2 separate regions of the Mus musculus genome follow, and region 2 is linked to region 1. The links are chromatin loops, found by intact Hi-C in ENCODE. Cell type or tissue: left cerebral cortex. All regions are shown on one strand. Links, peaks and the distances in the headings refer to the core of each region. The heading gives the core; the rest is flanking DNA.

Region 1 (10,899 bases), core at 1,957-9,956:
CAAAAGTTCCTGAACAGAACACCAATGGCTTATGCTCTAAGATCAACAATCAACAAATGGGACCTCATAAAATTACAAAGCTTCTGTAAGGCAAAGGATACTATAAACAGGACAAAACTGCAGTAAAAATCTTTTCCCAATCCTATATCCAATAGAGGGCTAATATCCAATATATACAAAGAACTCAAGAACTTAGACTCTAGAGAACTAAATAATCCTATCAAAAACTGGGGAACAGAGCTAAGCAGAGAATTTTCAACTGAGGAAACTCAAATGGCAGAGAAGCACCTAAATAAATATGCATTATCCTTAGTCATCAGGGAAATGCAAATCAAAATGACCCTGAGATTCCACCTCATACCAGTCAGAATGACTAGGATCAAAAACTCAGGTGACAGCAGATGCTGGTGAAGATGTTGAGAAAGAGGAACACTTCTCCATTGCTGTTGGGATTGCAAGCTTGTTCAACCACTCTGGAAATCAGTTTTGTAGTTCCTCAGAAAATTAGACATAGTACTACCTGAGGACCCATCTACACCACTCCTGGTTTATACCCAGAAGATGCTCCAACATGTAATAAGGACACAGGCTCCACTATGTTCATAGCAGCCATATTTATAATAGCCAGAAGCTGGAAAGAATCCAGATGTTTCTCAACAGAGGAATAGATACAGAAAATGTGGTACATTTACACAATGGAGTACTACTCAGCTATTAAAAACAATGATTTCATGAAATTCACAGGCAAATGAATGGAACTTGAAAATTTCATCCTGAGTGAGGTAACTCAGTAACAAAAGAACACACACAGTATAAACACACAAAGCGGAGACCTTACTGATAAGTGGATATTAGTCCAAAAGTTCAGAATACCCAAGATACAATTCAGACCATATTGAAGCCCAAGAAGGAAGATCAAAGTGTGGATGCTTCAGTGCTTCTTAGAAGGGGGAACAAAATACTCACAGGAGGAAATATGGAGACAGTATGGAGCAGAGACTGAAGGAAAGGTCATCCAGAGCCTGCCCCACCTGGGGATCCATCCTATATACAGCCGCCAAACCGGGACGCTATTGTGGATGGCAGGAAGTGCTTGCTGATGGGTGCCTGATATAGCTGTTGTCTCCTTAGAGGCTCTGACAGAACCTGACAAATAGAGGTGGATGCTCACATCAACCATTGGACGGAGCATGGGGTCCCTGATGGAGGAGTTGGAGAAGGGACTGAAGGAGCTGAGGGGGTTGCAGCCCCATCGGGGGAGCAACAGTGTCAACAGGCCAGATCCCCTGGAGCTCCCAGGGACTGGACCACCAACCAAAGAATACACATGGAGGGACCCACAGCTCTGGCTGCATATGTGGCAGAGGATGGCGTTGTTGGACATTGGTGGGAAGAGTAGCCCTTGGCCCTGAGGGTGTTCGATGCCCCAGTGTAGGGGAATGCAGGGGCAGGAAGGCAGGAGTGGGTGGGTAGGAGAGTACCCTTATAGAAGCAGGGGGAAGGGGAATGGGATGGGATGGGAGTTTCCAAAGCAGAGACCTAGAAAGAGGAAAATATTTGAAATGTAAATAAAGAAAATATTCAATTAAAAAAAACAGTGACTCCAGGAAATTTGCAGGCAAATGGATGGATCTAGAAAATATCATCCTGAGTGAGGTAACTCAATCACAAAAGAACATACATGGAATATACTCACTGATAAGTGGATATTAGGCAAAAAGCGTGGAATACCCACAATACAACATGGAGCACATGAAACTCAAGAGGAAGGAAGACCAAAGAGTGAATAATCAAGGGAAATAGAAGGTGGGAGGGACTTGGGAGGAAGAGAGGAGGGTTAAGGGAAAAAGAGGGGCAGAATCAGGTATGGGAGGAAATGGAGGAGATGTACAGAGGGTCAGAAAATTGAACAGAGATGTGTAGACATGGGGGATGGGGAACTGGGGGGTAGCAACCACAAAGTCCCAGATGCCAGGAAAGCAAGAGCCTCCAAGGACCCCACAGGGATGACATTTGCTGAAACACCCCACAAAAGGGAGGGAGAACCTGTCAAGACCATATCCAGAGGTTAGACATGCACCCCTTCCTCCCTTCCCCCCTTCCGGTTGAGGGATGGGGCCACCCATCTATCTCCAAAATTTTAGCCCAGAATTGCTCCTGTCTAAAGAAAGTACAAGGACAAAGAGTGGAACAAAGACTGAAGGAAAGGCCATCCAGAGACTGCCCCACCTGGGGATTGATCCCACATGCAGATGTCAAACCCAGACACTATTGCTGATGTCAAGAAGTGTTTGCTGACAGGAGCCTGATATAGCTGTCACCTGAGAGGCTCTGCCAGGTCCTGACCAATACAGATGCGGATGCCAGGCTGAGCACAGGGACCCCAATGGAGGAGTTAGGGGAAAGACTGATTTATCTGGCATCAATAGGAGGGGAGGCTTTTGGTCCTGTGAAGGCTTGATGCCCCAGTGTAGAGGAATGCTAGCGTGGTGAGGCAGGAGTCGGTGGGTGGGTGAGCACCCTCATAGAAGCAGGGTAAGGCAGGGTGGGATGGGGGTTTGCGGAGGGGAAACTGAAAGGGGATAACATTTGAAATGTAAACAAATAATATTTCAAATTTTAAAAAATATCTAAAGCTTTAGACATATATAGCAAACTTCATTATGCATACAGACCTGAGTTTCTGGCCAAGTGAAAAGAATAAACAGGACATTAAAAAAATAAAAACAACAACAACAACAAACAAAAAACCTTTTAAATAAATTCTCATTAGAATCAACCAAAAAAATGTCTATGGCTCCCTCCTTTGCTTTTCTTTGGCCAGCTTCACCCCATATGGGGGAAGGTATACTGCACTGTGCTCTTTGACAGGCTTAGAGACTACATTTGGCAGAATTCTCCAACCATTCCTTTTTCAAGTGACTAAGTGCAGTCTTGAGAGAACCAGCCAACCTTCAAGTCCACCACCAGTATGCCCTTGTTCTAGTCTAATAATACTGTTTGTGAGTATCTGAAGGGACAGTTCAGCCTGGAAGAACCCTAAAAGGTGTTCACTCTGTGGAAGTGAAGGTGGCTGGCATTACACCATGGATCGATCCACTATAGCCAGATCAAAAAGTAAATGCCATAAATACTGCCAAATATCTATATCTGGACTATGGACCAATTCAAATTAATGTTTCATTGGTTTTCCAGGTCCTTCCACTCCTTTCCTCTCTACCTCCACCTGAGTCTTATATGGTATGAATAAAGGGTCATGGTACAACCCCCACTGGACTCAGGCCTGGGTCTGGAAACTAAGAAAAACATATACAGGGGAGATATTAGCTAATGTAACTACAAACCAGGAACCCATATTCATGTTGACCTTTGCTCACTGATGTCCAGTTTAAATGTCAGGTTGTATTACAGAAAGGAAAGATGGGGTTTACCTATACAGATAGAAATACAGACTTTACAGTTCTACACATGCCCTGCAGCTGAGGCCCCTGGTTGCCAGAAAGAAGAAAGTTTCCATTACAGAAATAGTGTTTCTAAGACTGTGGATTCCAGAAAAATTCCCTTAAAAGGATTCTGGCCTTGGGCAAACAGGAAAAACCCAGAGAATCAGGCTCTATTCCACAGGGAGGGACTCTGGGGATGGAGTTAAACATTCCCAGGCAGAATTCAGCCAAGATTGCTGCTTTTCCTTAGACACATGGCCTCTCTGTACTACATATGTATAGGAGCATACTAGGCTTTCAGCCCACTGACTAACAAAACTCACAGTAACAACCCATATTATTAGTGTTCTGCTTTGTAAGTTAATTCATCTGGATATCCAACAGTATTGCTGAGCCTTCTAAACTACTTTGTGGGCATATACTAATGGCTTGACTAAATATATCTCTTTTGATCCTTTACAAACTAAGTACACAGGTTGATCAAGAGCTAATGCTATTAAAATGTTTCTATTAAAACAACAGTTAGAGTCCCTTACAGAAATGATCCTACAAAATTGAAAAGGCTTCAACTTACTTCTTCTGACAGAAAAGAAATTATGTCTGGCTTTGGGGAAAAACCCCTATTGTTTCTATGCTATTTAACCAGAACTAATTTAAGAATTACTGCCATGGTTAGGGATAAAATTGATACTTGTCTCCATTTTCTTGGTCCTCTGGCTAACTACTCTGCTTTTGGCACTGACTGAGCCTTTAATTTTCATTCTGATTGGATTAACAGTGGGGTCCTACATCTTAAACTAAAATAGGATGAAATCATGATTTGACACATTCACTAAGACCAGTGGGGAATGTAACAAGGGCCCTGACTCTATGATGACAGTACCATTCAAGCTGTAACTTCAACACAGAGACAGTACCATCTGCCAACAAAAAAACACAAAGGCCTAGTCCATCAAAGTCCAAAGTTATGGGATAGTCTCTACATGTACTACCTTACTCATGTTGTCAACATGGTTTTTTGTGCTTAAAAGCTCCTCATGAAAAAGGCTCAGGGGTATACTGGGATGGACTTGCCTTAGCAGGGAGCTGAGCTAAACCTTGACTAGAAAGTAATTATGTGGTTTCCTGCCATCTTGGCTCTTATATCACTATCATATGGATTTTAAGCTATGGATCCATAGACCCAATGAAAAGTCTAACAATTTAAGCTATCAACAACAGAAAGCAGATGAGAAACAGTATTCAGTACTCATGAATGAAAATTGGTTAACAAAAGATTGAATATATACAGTACACACAGTGACATTCTCTGACTTCAATTGTCAAATACAACTGCAATAAGGGCTATATTGTAGCTAAGCAGTGGTGGCCCACACCTTTAATCCCAGCCCTTGGGAAGGAGAGGCACATTTGTACTTCTGTGAGTTCCAGGCCAGCCTAGTCTACACAGAGAAATCCTGCTTCAAAACAAAACAAAACAAAACACAAACAAAACCCCCATACACAAGCAACCAACCAAACCAAGCAAACAATCTAATAAAAAACAACTTCCTGGGGAAGAATAGAAAGATCGACAAAATATGAGAAGGAAAAAACCCACACCATTAAAATTGTGTCAATTTTGACAACTTAGGCAGGGGAACACAGTGAGTCTGGCCTTACTAACACACGTGACTGGACCACCGTGGCATCCACATGCGAATGTGTTAATGACACAGACCTTACACTGCGCACAGTTAACTGCGATGGATGCTACACCCGAATGTCACGTGCCTGGTGCAGAACTTTAGAGGGCACAGAGAAACTAGAGCTCTGCCTGTCAGAAAATCTGCCTTTCCTGGAGACGGTAAAAGCAAGTGAGGCGCTCACTGCATGGTGACGTCAGCATCAGGGATGTTTTCCCACAAGGGCTCCGAGCTCCCCATAGTCGGAGCAGGGGGTGGAACTCAAGGAGGTCATTCAGGGAGGTGCAGGGAACTCAAGTGAACAAACAGAGAAACACCTGACGCTGATTCCCCGCAGCCCCTGGACAAACACCACAGGGGCCCCGCGGATCCGCCCCGCATTTGGACAGCGATCCAGCTCACCATGGCGCAGGCTGCAAACTCGCACAACTCTCCTCCCAGCTCCCGGCAACAGATCACATCAAAGCACACGGAATCACAGCCGACTTCCACAGAGCCTCAGCCAAGACTGCAGTATGGCGGACCGGAAGTGCTCTCCCCATTCTAACTGCTCGGTCCATCTGGAGTCCCTGATTGGCTAGTGAGGCTTGAGTGACAGGAACAGCTCCCACAGTGACAGATTGCACTGATGTTTCCAGCCCTGGCTTCCACCTCAGGCACAGAACTGCCCCAGACCTGAGGAGTTTGGCACTGCAGTAGAACTTGAGCCTGAACTGCAAAGTTGTCCCCACATTTTTCCTACACTCAGTAGACACTCTTCCTTCGAGTAGGCACAGGAGAGGGTCTCTAGCTTGCAATGACCATTAAACAATGTACAGGGGGTGAACCCACTGCTTCACAGCTATATGGGCGCCCAGCCCGTCCAAGTCGAACTTAAACTACCTAATTGATACGCACCATTCAGGCATTAGCAATTACAGTAATGTTGCTCACATTTCTCTCCACTGCACATTAGTAGCCAAAAGATTAACTTTCCCAGCCTTTTGTGGTGACACTGGCCTATCATGTCAGCATTTGGGAGGTGAAAGCTGGATATAAAAACATTTACGTCTGGTCTACAGAGTGAGTTTCAGAACAGTCAGGAAAAACCAAAACAAGCAAACAAATAAAATGCAAGAAACTTGATTTATGGCACCAAATGCAAACAATTAGGCTTCCCAAACAGGAGGTGACCAGGGTCAGATGATAGATATAGACAGTTTGAGATTAGCATGTCTTGCATAACACAATGGCTCATGTTAACCGAGTTTGTTAAGATGTACTGCTCAGGCAGATTATTTGTACATTATCTCCAAGGCATTTCTTTTACATTAAGCAACTAACTCTACTCTGAGTTGGCAAAGAAAAGAAAATCAAGGAAGACAGAAAGCAAAGACATTTGTGATGAAAGGAGTAAGAATCATGAAAAGAGGACCTGTCCAGTAACACCCTTTGCAGGATGTGTCAAGGTCTGTCTTTCTGTACAGACTTTGCCTCAGGCCTGCTCAGGCTGTGCTTACACAGAATCCAGACTGGAGACTGGAATTATTTACTGTGTGCTCTTCTTACCTATAAGGATCTGGGACCTAGAAGGCTGGTCATCACACATCTGGGCAGTGACTCCCATTGGGACTAAGGTGCTAGATGTCATGTATGTGTCCACAACATTGCTGTTCTGTACCTATGACACTTGCTTATGCTACTGGGATGACCACACAGGTTCTGGGTAAATGACAACCACACATGAAAAACCCCCTACTCTGGTGTGTGTGTGTGTGTGTGTGTGTGTGTGTGTGTGTGTGCATGGTACAGGCCACAAGGCCCTTGCCTGCATGCCTTCCATCTGACAGACCTTACTCTTGGTGGTGGATTTCACCACCAAGCATCATTATCATGCTGTCTTACAACCTCCGTATTCTGGACTTTTAAAATTCAGTGCAGGCCACCACTTCCTGAGGGTTATTCAGGTAAGCCACTCAGGGACATATCTTGCCTAGCAGGTGAAGTTTACATTGCTCCTCTCTCCATCACTGCTGTGCATCTAGATCTGTTCCTTTGACATCTCGGAACAGAAAGCGGTAGAAGGAAGTGTTTTTTAAGACATCATTGTACATATATGGCTGCTTTCCTACGTTTATACCTGTCCTCAACATCTGTGAAGTGTCCTTCGAGATTAGAAGAGGCTTGTTGGATTCCCTGGAAGTATAAGCATTTGATAGCCACCATGTATGTTCTGGGAATTGAATCTTAATCCTTTGGGAAAAAAACAACTAGTGCTTTTGACTGCTGTCCAGTCCAGGTAGAAGTAAGACTTCAAACCAGCCTACAATGAAACCTTTTCTCCTAACTTTGACTACAAAGTGGCTCCTGGGAATAAAAATACAATATTAGATAACTAAATAAAGGGCAGGAGAGATAAGATCATTGGGTTTAGAACACTGGCTGTTCTTTCAGGGGATCAAATATCAATGGCTTGAAACCACATTGTAGCTCAATGCAATCTGTAATTGCCATCTCAGAGGACCAGAGACTCTCTTGTAGCTTCTTCAGGGCGTTGCATGCATGTGGTCCACCACATACATGTAGTAAAAATACCTATAAATATAAATAAAAATTGAGATTCTAAGAAAAGTAGATAATTTACATCATGAACTGGACACTCTGGTGTCCTTAACCAAAAGTGGCCATAAGTGAAACCTGAACTGTGATGGTGGTGTCAAGATGTCTGTACTCACTATCTTGACAGATGGAAGGCATGCAGGCAAGCACCCTATCATGAGAAGCTATTTAAACTTAAAGTCTGTATGATGCTAGGGTTAGATTTGTGTTTGGAAAACTATAGCCCTATAGAATTGATTGGAGAGTATCAAAAGTGAGGTCAGATTCTAGGTAAAATGATTAAGACAGATCTTAGTTATTGACATGGGAAAAATCTACCAGAAGTGAACTTAGCATGGATGTATAGGGGTGAATGACTAGGATAATTAGGGCGCTAAGGGCCTGCGGAACCCAATAGAATCAGAAAACTGAAAATGTGTAGTTAAAGGATGATGAGCTTGGTGTCCTCAGACTGAATCTTAATCCTCACATTCCTGATGGCTGGGGATTCTGACTTTGTTTGAACCCTAATATACACATCATGGAAAGAGATAGCCAACTCCTACAAGTTGTTATCTGGTCCCACGTGGGGAGCATGACATGGACATGACCCTCCCCATACAAGCTAGCAAACAAATAAATATAATTTAAACATTAAAATATATCTACATTCATGTAAGGAAAGCTACCCATCCCTTCAAAGTTGGCAAGGATCCCGCCTCAGTTTTCTTCCTCAGTGCTGAAATCAAAGATGTGTTCTAATTCTCCTCAATCCTTGTCTTACAATTCAGTTTGGTGACCATTTATCTCAGTTCAAGGCACCCAATTCTGAAATATGGATACCATCCAAATAAACTCAGTTGATCTGTTCCTTATGTGATATTGAAGATTAGAACACTCCTACTAAAAACTACTATCTACTTGTATCTGTTTACATTGCTATAGGTAGTATAACTGCATCTCTTTATCTAGTGAAATACTGTTTAGATATACTTGGAATTTTGGTAATTCAAATCAATGAAATATTACAAAATATTATATGACAAAGCATTTCAATATTAGTTTTGAAGCTGAATAATAATATTTGAGAACTCAGAAGGACATTGAGCCTAGCATTTCAGTGTCATTGGTACAAGCTAGTATTTCAACATACTGATTTATTTATTTATTATGAAATAAGGTGTCATGCATGAATTTCAAGCTGACTTCAAACTCTCTATGTAGTCAAAGATGTCCACAAACAAATAAATGGTTTTGGTTAGGTGGTTGGTAGTGTGTTGTGTTGTGTTGCATTTTGTTTCTCATGAGGACAAGTTCTCTTGCTGTACTGCATGCTAGCAGATAATTTGCTGTCCCCTTGGCTTAGCTTCTCTAGTGCTAGGATTACAGCTGTTTACTCAGTGTATGCTACTTTAAGAGCTTGATACAATTCTAAGGAAGCTCTGGACCTAATGAGCTTCAAACTCAGCTTTAATCCCTTTTTCACAAAATGTAGACTTTTATGTTAAGAGAACAAAAGATCTGTGTATGAAAAAAATGAAGCCACCAAGTCCTGAAAGTGTAAGGAAAATTATTTCCTAGCTAATGAAGTCTGCATTGCTGCTAACATAAATTCTGTGACCTGCCCTAAAGGGTCACCAAAAGCCACAGTTGACTTATAGGTAGTTGGTCAGCTAAGGAGGTCTGGATATACAATGGACATCCCAGATGAGGGCTCTTCTGGGTCTGAACTCTTACCTTTGTGGAATATAACTTGTTCCAGTTAGTATTTCCAGAGATTCATTAAATTATAGACAACCAGCTTGTGCCAAGAGAACAGATGGTATGAGAGAAATCATATTTACTGTTTTAAGCATATGCAGACAAACTGTGTTTCAGGGGTTGAGAATGTAGCTCATTTGGTAGAGTGCTTGTCTAGCATGCTGGAAACACTGGGATCAGTTCCTAGAACTACATATAACAGGTGTGATGATGCATGGCTATAATATCAGTAATTGACAGATGGAAGATGGGGGGGGTTGTAAAATAATCTCATCCTGGAATATATAACAATTTATAGGTCAACCTGGAAGACATTAGACACAAGTATCAACATACATTCCAGAAAGAGATAGAGGCAGAGGAAAGAGAGGGAGAAGACTAATTTTTTTCCCATAATCATTCTGGTCACCCATCATAGCATCACAACACATATATTCAGCTACAATTGTTGAACTCTGGCAACCAAAACCTTTCTACTGCTAAATCCAATGTCAGGCCAGCCATGGAGAGTCATTCGTATAATCCTAGCACTCTACAGGCTGAGGAGAAAATATTTTGAAAACTAGGCTAAGTTTAGGATACATAGCTGAAAAGTGTTTAAAAGAAAGAGAAGCTTGGTGGAGAACTTGCGAGGTGAATGGAGGAGGATCACTGTGAGTTTGAGGCCAGTCTGGTCTACAGAGTAATTTCCAGGACATTCAAAGCTATGTAAAGTAACTCTGTTAAAAACAAAACAAAACAAAACAAAACAAAACAAAACAAAACAAAACAAAACAAAACCCAACAACATAAAATTAAAAAAAAAGACAAAGTGGTGAATGCAAGAGAGAAATGTATGGATTTGTAGAATTCTGTCTCAGAATTTGTCTGTAATCCCAGTGCTTGGAGGCTGAGACACGAAGACTAAATTCAAGGTCAGTCTGGACTAAGTGGTTCAAGCAGTTCCTGTCAGTATGGGTTACAAAGGTATTTCAAACTATATCTGTGAAAGGTAAGGTATGTTTAAAAAAGATAATAGTCAGTGCTTAGAATTAGCAGGTAAAAATGCTTTCCATACATGTATAAGCCAGAGGACCTGAGTTTGATTTCTGGTGTGCCCATAAAAGTGAAGGAGAAATAAACTTTTGCAAATCTGTCCCTGACACACTCATGTACCCTGGTGCCTGTGATAGTGCTGGAGTTGTGTGTGTAATAGCAGGGGAGTTAGAGAAACCTCCCTGCCTCAGTTTCCCCAACTACTGGTGCTAGATGTAAGCATTGAGAAACATTTGACTTAAAATTATTGTACTCCAGAATCTTGAAAACAGTCAATCAACACAGGAAAATCTCTGGCACACAATGTATATTTCTCAAATCTATAGATCCTTGAACATTTCAGGATTTCTGAAGAATTTAATGCTTCTAACAGTTGCCACTTGTTCTCGTTGGAAGAT
Region 2 (10,899 bases), core at 1,253-9,252, 64 kb before region 1:
AAACATTACATGCTTACAGACACCAGTGAAGTTCTAGTGGCTGTGACAACATTCACATGTGAGGATGCTGAGAAAGGTGCTTAGATCTTGAGACATATTTATCCCAGCATCCAGCTTTATATAACCTCAGACTACCTCAATAGCTGTTTCAGCAAAACTTGCTTCCAGCACAGCTCAAAACTGCTGAGTCCAGTTGGTACAGGTTTATAGACTGTTTCAATTAGGACTTCATGTAAGCACTGCAGTTTCCCATCACATAGACACACTGGGTCTGTGTGATGGGAAAGATGGCCGGGTAGATGGTTTTTGTTTGTAGGGTGATGGATATTTGTCATCATTTGAATGGGGTTGGTTACAAATTGTTAATGGTCTTGGTAAGAGAAGAAACAAAGTACGGGAGGTTGGTTTCAAGGATTTCTTTTTCTATTTCTTTTTCTTTCCTTTATCATTCTTTCTCTCCTATTTAGAGTTAGGCAAAAGTGGAAAAAGGGATAAGGAAAAAGGGGGGCTATAGGAATAATTAAGTTAAAGGGTAGATTATTGTATCTACTTTTAGACCAAAGAACATTAATAAGCCAAGTAATTTACAATATTCTTTGTATATTGATAGGGTAAGGTTATATTTTATTACAACATACATGTTTCAACTCTTGTTTAAGATATTGTACCTTAGTAATTATTAAAAATGCAACGTTAAGTTCTAGTCCTTTTGAAAATTGCTTTACAAATTGTTTAGCATAGTTAAGAAATGTAAGTTAGAGCCAGGCATGGTGGCACATGTCTTTAATCCCAGCACTTGGGAGGCAGGTGGATTTCTGAATTTGAGGCTAGCCTGGTCTACAAAGTGAGTTCCAGGACAGTCAAGGCTATACAGAGAGACCTTGTCTTGAAAAACCAAAAAAAAAAAGTCAGTCAATCAAACTTACTGATCATGTTTGAGGCTAGCTTAATTAATTACAGAAATGTTTTCTAGGTTGAACAGATAGTACATAGCTAGAAACAAGCAATGTTTGCCATTCAAATATACTAGAGATAGACAGTCTTCAAAAACTTCAGAGATCCACAGAATACAGCATTTAAAGATGTTCTATTAATAAAAGGCATTTCTGACAATGAGACAGGTCAGCTCCTGGCAGCACCCCATTCTACTTCAAAGATGATAAGCATCAAAGATCCACCAAATAGAGTTTTCTTTAAAAGGGGGCAAGCTAGCTATTGAGCAAGAAATTGCCCTTGCTTCAACTAATGACAGCATGCTGTCCAGGCTGGACAGATGAGAATGAGGGAAGTTGACTGCCAGCTTTGCCAGAACAAGGTAAGCAGTCCATAATAATTCCTGCTTCATAGAAAAGTCTATCAGATATTTTAGGCCAGAAGAATGAAGATGATGTTCCAACATTCCAGAAGTATCTTGGGTGACTGTCCATGTAGCCAGGAGCCTCTGTCATCTCTGTAGTTTTGGAAGCTGCTTGCTCAGCACTTCCTGTTTACTCAGTTAGTGTTTATCCTTCCCAGGTCTCTGATGGGGTAGAAGACTACATAGTTATAATCTCACAATTAAGCTTAAGACGTTTAGGATTTAAGAAAATGTTTTAAGGTGTAATAAGATATTTTAAGTTGGTAAGAAAAAGTTATGATAGCACATGATTTAGGTACAGAACTGTAACTCACCAAGATAGGATAGATAGTAGAGAACTTTTTCCAAGGTTGCCAAATGCATGTGGACTAGGATATAAACATAATTTTTACCTGATAGTTTTCATAATTGTTCTTATTATATTTAGTTTATTGATGTTAGACAAAGAGCCTTTTATTGGACTAAAAAGGGAAGATGTAGAGAAAATCTCTTGTGAAATATGTGGAAATACCACCTGTCAATAAAATGCTGATGTCCAGTAAGCTGAGGCAGGATTAGAAGGTTAGATATGGAGAGAGAGAGAAAGAGAGAGAGAGAGAGAGGAGAGAGAGAGATGTGGGGATGTTGGAAGATAGTTAGGAGAGGTAATTAGCCAGCCATGTGGAAGAGATAGAGTAGGTCATATAAGTTATGAGCTAGTTGGGGGATGAGCTAAAGCTTATGGCCGAGGCATTTCTCTATAAGTAATTAATTCTCAGAATCATTATTCTGGGAACAAAGAGGCCAGCTACACTAAGGGTCTGACATCCCCATAAATTTGAGATGAAAATCACTGATTACTTATAAGAGATTATTTCAAGGCTTAGAGGCCATCATCACTCCAGGGTAAATGCCAGGTGCAATGGGGTTTCTAAAATTCTGCCACAATGTCAGAAAGCCAAAACTAATGCAAGATCGTTTTACCCAACTTTTCTTTTTGGGCAGCTTAAACATGCCATCCAATAGCATCCCACTCAATGCACTCTCAAGGAGCATGGGTCTCTATAGAATTCTTGGCCATGATCTTACTGGCTATCTTCATGTTCACAAGTAAGATAGTATAAATAAACATAACCTTATGCTGTGAGACTGACATGCTCGATGTGTTGGAATATGAATGAACGTACTTGACCCCTGCAGGGTCATCTTGGAATGAAAAGGTATCTTCAGCCACCCATCACCTTTTGCTTTCCAGTCTTTTTATTGATTGCTTAAAAGTTGTAACAAAAGTCCCACTGTATCTCAGCCTCTGCAGGGGCTATCAACAACTGTCCAGCCATTTCTATAATCACCATTAGTATGTGGCTCCACATGCTATTTTTCAAGTTCAGGTAGAAATGAGTAGCGCTGATGTGATGGTTTGTATATGCTCAGCCCAGGGAGTGGCACTATTAGAAGTTGTGGTCTTGTTGGAATAAGTGTGTCACTGTGGTTGTGGGCTATAAGACCCCCACTCTAGTTGCCTGGAAGTCAGTATTTTGCTAGCAGCCTTCAGATGAAGATGTAGAACTGTCAGCTCTGCCTGCACCATGCCTGGCTGGACACTGCCATGCTCGTGCCTTGATGATAATAGACTGAACCTCTGAACCTGTAAGCCAGCCCCAATTAAATGTTGTCCTTTATAAGACTTGGATTGGTCATGGTGTCTGTTCACAGCAGTAAAACCCTAACTAAGACATCTGGACATCTAGATCACCTGAGTCCCAGAAATTATATAGTATGCCAGATTGAACATGCCAGCCAGAACATGCCAGTCTAGTATTAGTGTGGGTTTCACGAACCCTTCACGGAAGGCCTGCAAGCAGGACACAGGATTCCTCACTGAAGCAGTGGAGTAGAGCAGTGAAATAGCGCAGGGATTCTTCATGCCACCGATACTGCTCCTGTCTGCTGCTTCAGCACCATCACAGACTCTAGGCAGGGATGTCAAAATATGGTAAGTTGACTTGATGGCAAAACTGCAATGCCATATTCCTATGGGGACTCTAGGACAAAGACTGGCACCAGTGGACCAATGCACTGCATTGGCAGAGACTGTTCATGGTGTCACCGTTTGCTTTTTTTTTTTTTTTTTTTTGAGATAGGGTCTGGCTTAAAACCCAGGCCTGCCTAAACCTCACAGTGATCCTTAATACAGAGTACAATTGTGTGCCACGCCTGGCTGCTTTTTATTTGGTGGCTAAATAAGCAGAATTAGTACAAGTCAGGCATGGTGTTACATGCCTTCAATCTTAGCACTCTGCACCAGAGGCAAACTGATCTTTATGATTTCCAAGGCTAGCCTAGTCAGCATAGTGTGTTTACATCCAGCCTGGGCTACAGAGCAAGGCCCCGAGTAAGAAAAATAGTAGGCGCATGATTTAAAAAGTACTTATTTTTAATTTTCACCAATGATTCAAAATTAAAAGCAAAACGAATCTGTAAACTCATGTGTCAAGTAGGCAGTAAAATGTGTATAATTGAGTCTTCAGAATATTAAGAGGCTCTATGGTAAACAGAATAATAGTTTAAGAGACCACAGGGTTTTGACGCATATTTTTTTTTTTTAAGATTTATTTATTATTATATGTAAGTACACTGTAGCTGTCTTCAGACACACCAGAAGAGGGAGTCAGATTTTCTTACGGATGGTTGTGAGCCACCATGTGGTTGCTGGGATTTGAACTCTGGACCTTCGGAAGAGCAGTCGGGTGCTCTTACCCACTGAGCCATCTCACCAGCCCATTGACGCATATTTTTTAAATCAAACTTTCTTCTACAAAAATGGAAATCATGGCACGTTTCCCACGGCTGGCCTGAGGCATGGCTAGCCCAGAAACTGGTAGATTTACTTTTTCCCTTTTCAGGTTCACAGGAAAACCAGACCATTGCCCCAGAAATGAGACCTGAGCTCCCAGAGGTCTGGCTCAGCAGATGGCTGCTGCCAGCAGAGCTTCAAGCCACCATACTTTGCATTTTGGCTAGGATAGTGGGACCCCTTAACCTTACTCTGTAGCCTGTCATGTACTACAAAGGGCTTGGGCAAGGGGCAGGATTGGCTTTGCCAGACTAGACACTTAATCTGGCCCTACAGAGTAAATTCCTGAGATCAGATACATTCTCCTAAGATTGCAGAGCTAAGAAGGCCTCCATCTTGGAGTCATCTCCAGCTTTCTGTAGTCAGTGATTCAGGTACTGGGAACACAGATCTAGGAGTACAACATTAGAGCAAGAAAGGCGAGAGGTGTCCCTTTGACTGACAGGCAAGAATCTCCCTGTGTAGCTCACTTGCATGGTCTACAGACGGTGGTGGCCTGGCCTGGGTTTTACAAGTCTGGAATATGGAGGCTGTAAGTCAGCACTGCATGACGATAATGTTTGGTGGTGAGTCTCAGGACTGGTGAGTGGGATCTGACAGATGGAAGGGATGCAGCTAAGCTCTCTCGCACCAGTCACATCTATACATCACAGTAGGATGTTGGTCATGTGCGGTTGTCATCTACCTGGCACCTGTGTGGAGATCACAGTAGCGTACATAAGTCCGAGGCAAAGTCCGTAGTACAGAGACAGACCTTAGTACATCCCATGTGTTTAATTTGACTGATAGACCCTATACTCATGATTCTTATGCCTTTTATTATGAATTTCATTTATAATTATTTTCATTTTCTGTCCTTTGATTTTCTTTTCTTTATCAACTCATAGTAGAGTTGGTTGTTTAATGCAACAGAAATGCCCAGGAGATAATTTTCACGTAAAACTCTTCGTTTGTTCATGTTTTAGGAAGTTGTACAGAGATAACTTCATAACTTGTAGGAAGTTAACTGTAAATACTTTGCATCCTATTGTCATTCTGGCAGTGTGGTGAAGGAGTTTTATTTTGGACAATGGTTGGACATAGCTAGGTATTGTATTTTCCTTTTTAGTTTTGGTGCCTTTCTGTTTTTTGTTTTCATTTTTCTTTATAAAAGTTCAGAATTTAGGCTATTGAGATGTGTAAAGACACATGCCATGAAGGTTCGAGGACAAGTCTTCTGTCCCGAGTATAGACCTCAGGGCCTCAGGCTTGGTTGCAAGTGCCTTTACTCTTTCAGCCCTCTAGTTGGTTCCTCTCACACCACGCCCTTCTGATCCATCTATTTCAGTATATTGGTTTTAGTTGATCTCTTTTCATTTTGGTGGTAGAGAATACTGGGTGCTCATTTTAGACCCCCTTCCTTGCTTGGGCAGCATCTGTCCACTGAACCTTAAATAAAAAGTTATTTTATGGCAGATTCTGCTTAAGTTCCTGAAGTTTTTATGTCAACTTAATCCGTAGCTATACAAGACCGTAAACATGTGATGCTCCTGCCTCAACCTTTTAAGTGATGGGATTCCAGAACTGCCCCATCACTCTCAGCTTGAAATTCATGAAGGGCAGCCCAGATCCTGGGCTGGACAAGTTCAGGGTAGGAGCGAGCATGCCAGCCAACATTGTAATAGGTAAGGACTGAGGGATGCAGGGAGAAGCTGGCAGACAGACCAGCTTTGATGATCTAACACTCCAGGGGGAAGAAGTGTCTACTGTGTTCAGGACGACTTTGCAGTTAGGTGGAAGCTCTATTGCAATGCCAATCTCTGCAAGTCTGGGACAGTTCTGTGCCTGGAGTGGAAGCTAGGACTAGGAACCACTGTGCTAAATCTCTGCAATTCACTCTTTCGCTAAGGGAGCTGCTCCTGTCACTAGCCAATCAGGGCCTCGAAGCGGACTGGTAGTCAGAATAGGAGCGGACACTTCCGGTCCGCTATAGTGCAGGCTCGACTGAGTGTCTGAGGGAGGCTCCCCGCGGTCTCTGTTCCGTGCTGTGACTTGCCGACCGGACCTGTGAGCAGAGCTGGGCGAGCTCGGAATCCGCACCATGGTGAGCGGGACCGCCGTCCCCACGCGGGCGGAGCCGCGGGAGCCTGTTCGCCCTGGGCTGCGGGGACGGCGAAGAAACGTGGCACGCCAGGAGGTCTCTGCAGTCCCTGGAACTCACGCTCCTGGCAGCTGCTGAATAATTTCCATCCCTGTGCTGCGCCTGTGCAGAACAGGGGATTGGAGGGCTGTGTGTGGGTCTGTCCTTAATGCTGACGTCATCTAGCAGTGCGCGCGCATGCGCTGCTTTCATTGTCGGGGAAGGCAGGTTTGCTGACTCGCTGAAGCCCTAGTTTCCCTAGTGTCTTCTAGAAGTTCTGTACCTGGCATATGACATTCATGCGCAGGATCCTTCTACAGTTAACTCCGCGCAGGTGTAAAGTCTGTGCTATTAACACATTTGCATGCAGATGCCACCGTGGTCCAATCCCATGTGTAAGACCAGACTTACTGGGTTACCTACATTAGCTATGTTGCTGTTTCTGAGTGCTCTCTCGTGTTTTGTTGGTCTCTTTCTTTCTCAAACAGCACAGTCTTTATCGCGGCTGTAGGGTAATTTAGAAGTCAGACGGTGTCACCGTGCTGCTTATTCAGTCTTGTGTGCTCACGTTTTCATTCATGATGACCTTTTATCATCTGCTTTCTGTAGTTCATTGCAGAAATTGTTAGACTCTTTAGTGGACGTTTGTTGAATCTATAGCTCAGATTGTGTCCTGCAATAATACTGAGACTTCTTGTCTACAATCTTGCAATTTCTCTCCCTTTGAATTCCTTGATTCTTTTAATTACAAAGTTACAATTCTGGCTACAGATGTTTGTCATATTTCTATGTATTTCTGGTCATTTCTGTATCCATGCTGACATAATAAGAGATAAGGGGTCTATTTCTAATTTACTAAATTTGTTTCATGTGCATGGGTGATTTGCTCCCATGTATGTGTGTTCATCATTTGATTATTTGGTTTCCACAGAAGATAGAAGAAGCCATTAGATGCTCTGCCACAGGATCTCAATAACTTTGTGTCATCGTGTTAGTGCTGGGAACTAAACCCAGGTCTTCTGTGCAGGTTGTCCTGAGTTGTATTCGATAGGGAGCCATGATAGCCGGAGGGCAGTAAACAGCATTTCTTCAGTTTGACAGCATATGCAGAATGCATACACTTATTGTGTATGTACGTTAGCATATCTGTTTTTTTTTTTCCGGCTCCCCTTAGTGTTAGCCAGAGCTGGAGGCTCGTTTTTACTGAAGAGATTTTTCTTTATTAAAGTCTAACATTGTTTTCTAAGGTTGACTTGACCTCATGTGTAGCCCCACAGGGCATTGCTATTGCTGTCCTCCTGAATCCACTCCGCATTATTTGGATTACAGGTTTTAAGTACCACACAGTTCTAAAACTACCCATTTGAGTCATGGAGTGGGCTGATCATTCAGTAACAGGAAAGGGGTTTGTCTTTGGAGCATGACTTTCCCTTGAGACCAGAATACAGAGAATAATTTACTGTATACACTACAGGGGGAAACAGGTTAGGCAGTGAGCTGCAGAGGTCTCTGATATAAAGACAGATTTAATGGGGCAGGATGAGTGCCTTCTCAGCATGAGTTAATTAATACCATATGAATGAAGGCAAACTAATTTGTTATATATATAATTTCTGGAGGTTAGCTTGAGCCAGTGAAATTTCCAATTGGGTAATTCTATCATATTTGGGTAATCGCAGACCTGATGAGAAGATTGAGAAGCAGGCAATTTGGCTGTAACAACTTTGTCAGCCTCCAGCACCCAGTGGGTAACATACACAAGACAGGTTGATAGAGTCAGTTATTAATGGCATTCCTCTACCATGAAATAGCCTACTTTACTCCAACATCAATATAGCTAAGTGTCCTTTTAGTTATTTTTATCTCTTGAAATGCCATGTATTGGTGTCTGTGGTAGTGTTCTGTTGCTGTAAAGAAAACCTACTGTTATAAAGGAAAACATTTAATTGGAGCTTGCTTACAGTTTTAGACGTTTAGTCCATTATCATGATGAAAACAAAGGATTATGCCATGCAGATAGAAAAAAAAAATAGGTACTTAAACCTAAGTTTGGAGGCCTCACTTATTTAATCCTTCACTGGACATAGTAGGGAAGTTTATATTGAGGAAACCTATAACCTGCCAAAGAAAGGAGGCTCCTTTCTATTTTGTGTAATGTTTTCTTCTTTTGGTCTTTCTCTCTGTCTCTTTGGTTCTGTTTCTTTCCCCCTCATCTCTTTTCCTGCTTCTCTCAATTTTTCACCTTTCTTTTTCTTTGGAGTTCTTTCTACTTAGGTTATATTTTTTTGTCATTGTTTATATTTATTCAATAGCCTTAGGTTCCTATATTTTAATGTCTGGTCCTCAATTATTAGAACTAAAGGTGTAAAATTATGAGGTATGCCCATGTGGCAGTAGATGTGTCTTGTTTGTTAAGGTTTGTCATTGTAGGTGGGCTTTGAGGTTTCAAAAGACCTCTCCAAGGTAAATGTTTCTGCTTGCTTTGCCTATGTTAGGATGTAATACTCAGCCCCATATCTGTCCACAGTGATGCTTCCTTTCATGGTGATAATGAACTAACCTGTCACTGTAATCAATCCCCAAATTAAAAGCCTTCCACTATAGAGTTGCCTTGGTTATAATGTTTCTTTACAGCAATAGAATAGTCACTGAGTTGAGTTGTTTGTGTAACATTTTGGCATATTATCTGTCTGTATTCTGCCCATGTCACATGAAATTGAGTAAGGCTGAATGAAAGAGTAATGGGTTGTTTTCCTGACTAAACATTCAATCTGTAGCATGGTTATTATTGATGACTCATGCAGGTCCATAGACAAAACGAGTAACAATAGGGGCAGAACACTAGGTAGTTTCAGATGGTAGTCATGTGCTGAAAGGGAGATTAGGGCCATTAAAGAGAAGGCTCAGCCAGGTGTGGTGGCGCATGCCTTTAATCCCAGCACTTGGGAGGCAGAGAGGCAGGTGGATTTCTGAGTTCGAGGCCAGCCTGGTCTATAAAGTGAGTTCCAGGACAGCCAGGGCTATACAGAGAAACCCTGTCTTAAAAAACCAAAACCAAAACCAAAACCAAAACCAAAACCAAAACCAAAACCAAAACCAAAAAACCAACCAAACAAACAAAAAAACCTAAAAAAACCAAACCAAAGAGAGAGAGAGAGAGAGAGAGAGAGAGAGAGAGAGAGAGAGAGAGAAGGCACCTGGTCTTCTTTGAAAATACAGAGTAGGTATTGTAAGGTCACTGTAATACCCAGCTAAACATTTAACTATGGAAGGAGAAGGACAGGTGATTCATAGTCCCAGAGAGCAGCTTCATACAGAATATGTGGCCGCTCTGTTCCCGTAGAGCCAGGTCCATCCACGGCTAGAATCCTAAGTGGTGGTGGCATCTATAAGTCACCATTTCTTGAGGGAAGAAAGATGGAAGGTTTAAAGGTTATGGCTTTTTCCTCTGTACTTTTAGTTCAGCACTGTTGCAGCCATCCGTTTGGCAGAGTTCGATCCCCAGTGAGGAGGCTGTGAGAGTTCATTAGATGAAACCTTGATTCATTAGATGAATGAGTTCATTAGATGAAGCCTTTTTTGCATCTTGAGACCACAAGGTGTTGAGATACCCAAGCTTTGAGACACTTGTCATTTGACAGCTTCGTGCAGAAAGAGAAAAGTAGCCAGAGAGTCGCAGTGAGAAAGAGTCATCTAAAACCTTTGAAACTGAAGCCCCAGGTATCTAACACAGAACTTCAGGATTGGTATTTTCCTAGCAGGGTTTCAGGCTTGCCTTGGTCTAATCTGTCTTTATTTCTTTAGAATAAAAATGTGTATTCTGTTCCATTATGTGTTGGGTAGATATAAATTAGTGTTTTGAATTTATAAGATGTCACAATCAAGAAAGTGCTTTGAGTGTCAGAAGAAACTTTGAACATCCAAACAGTGTTGGAACTGTTATATAATCTAAGGATTTTGAAGTTAGACTAACTGTATTTTGCATCATGGATTGACTGTGATCCTATTATGACCTATGTGGAAATTGTGGTAGGTTGAATGACAAATCTCCAGTGTAGGATGATGTATTTGAACATTTGTCTCCGGTTTGTGCTGCTTTTCACCGAGATGCTTATGGAACCTTTAGGAGGAGGCTTTCTGGAGGAAGTTAGTCTCTGGAGAAGGGCAGTGAGTGTTTATACCCTCCCCACACTTCCTTTTCTTTGTGTGGTTGAAACTGAACCGCCTTGGTTCTTCTCATGCAGACACACCATCACCACCATCACAGACACCATCTCTACATAATGTGTGGTAAAATAGAACGAGTTGCTTTTCCATGCCAAGGCATTTTACTAAGCCTGATATTTTTATGTTTATATTTTTTGCAGTTGGATATTTAGGTTTTTGTCCATGTGAAATATTTGATTCTGTTCTTACATTTACCCACACCTTGGCTTTTGATCTTTGACAGAGGGTATCACTTTTTACAGCAGGATAACATACATTTAAGGCATTAATCCTGAGTCTCCCGAATCATTGTGTCTTCATTATGGTTCCTAAACACTATAACACTATGACCAAAAAGCAAGTTTTTTTTTTTTTTTTTTT

What was found. Hi-C counts contacts between places; a loop is a spot of excess contacts. Peaks named below come from ENCODE experiments on the same cell type or tissue, not always from the same donor. Only the 100,000 strongest peaks of a DNase experiment are listed, where the experiment ranks them.
Region 2: it touches region 1 in a loop (5-fold over the local background); 2 of 42 quality-filtered maps call a loop at or near these places.

The regions. Positions count from the first base shown.
Region 1 is chr10:82,235,641-82,246,539 of GRCm38, forward strand. It overlaps Zfp938 (zinc finger protein 938), which reads right to left and starts at 5,635. Exons shown (of 4, transcript NM_001105557.2): 1 at 5,531-5,635. The coding sequence starts at 5,533. In left cerebral cortex, for the core only: no CTCF peak of the experiment used is centred there; DNase peaks (open chromatin) are centred at 5,364, 5,695 and 9,550; H3K4me3 peaks cover 1,633 bases; H3K27ac peaks cover 994 bases.
Region 2 is chr10:82,172,179-82,183,077 of GRCm38, forward strand. It overlaps Gm40720 (a long non-coding RNA gene), which reads left to right and starts at 5,958. Exons shown (of 7, transcript XR_003948925.1): 1 at 5,958-6,276. In left cerebral cortex, for the core only: no CTCF peak of the experiment used is centred there; DNase peaks (open chromatin) are centred at 6,181 and 6,456; H3K4me3 peaks cover 1,401 bases; H3K27ac peaks cover 1,034 bases.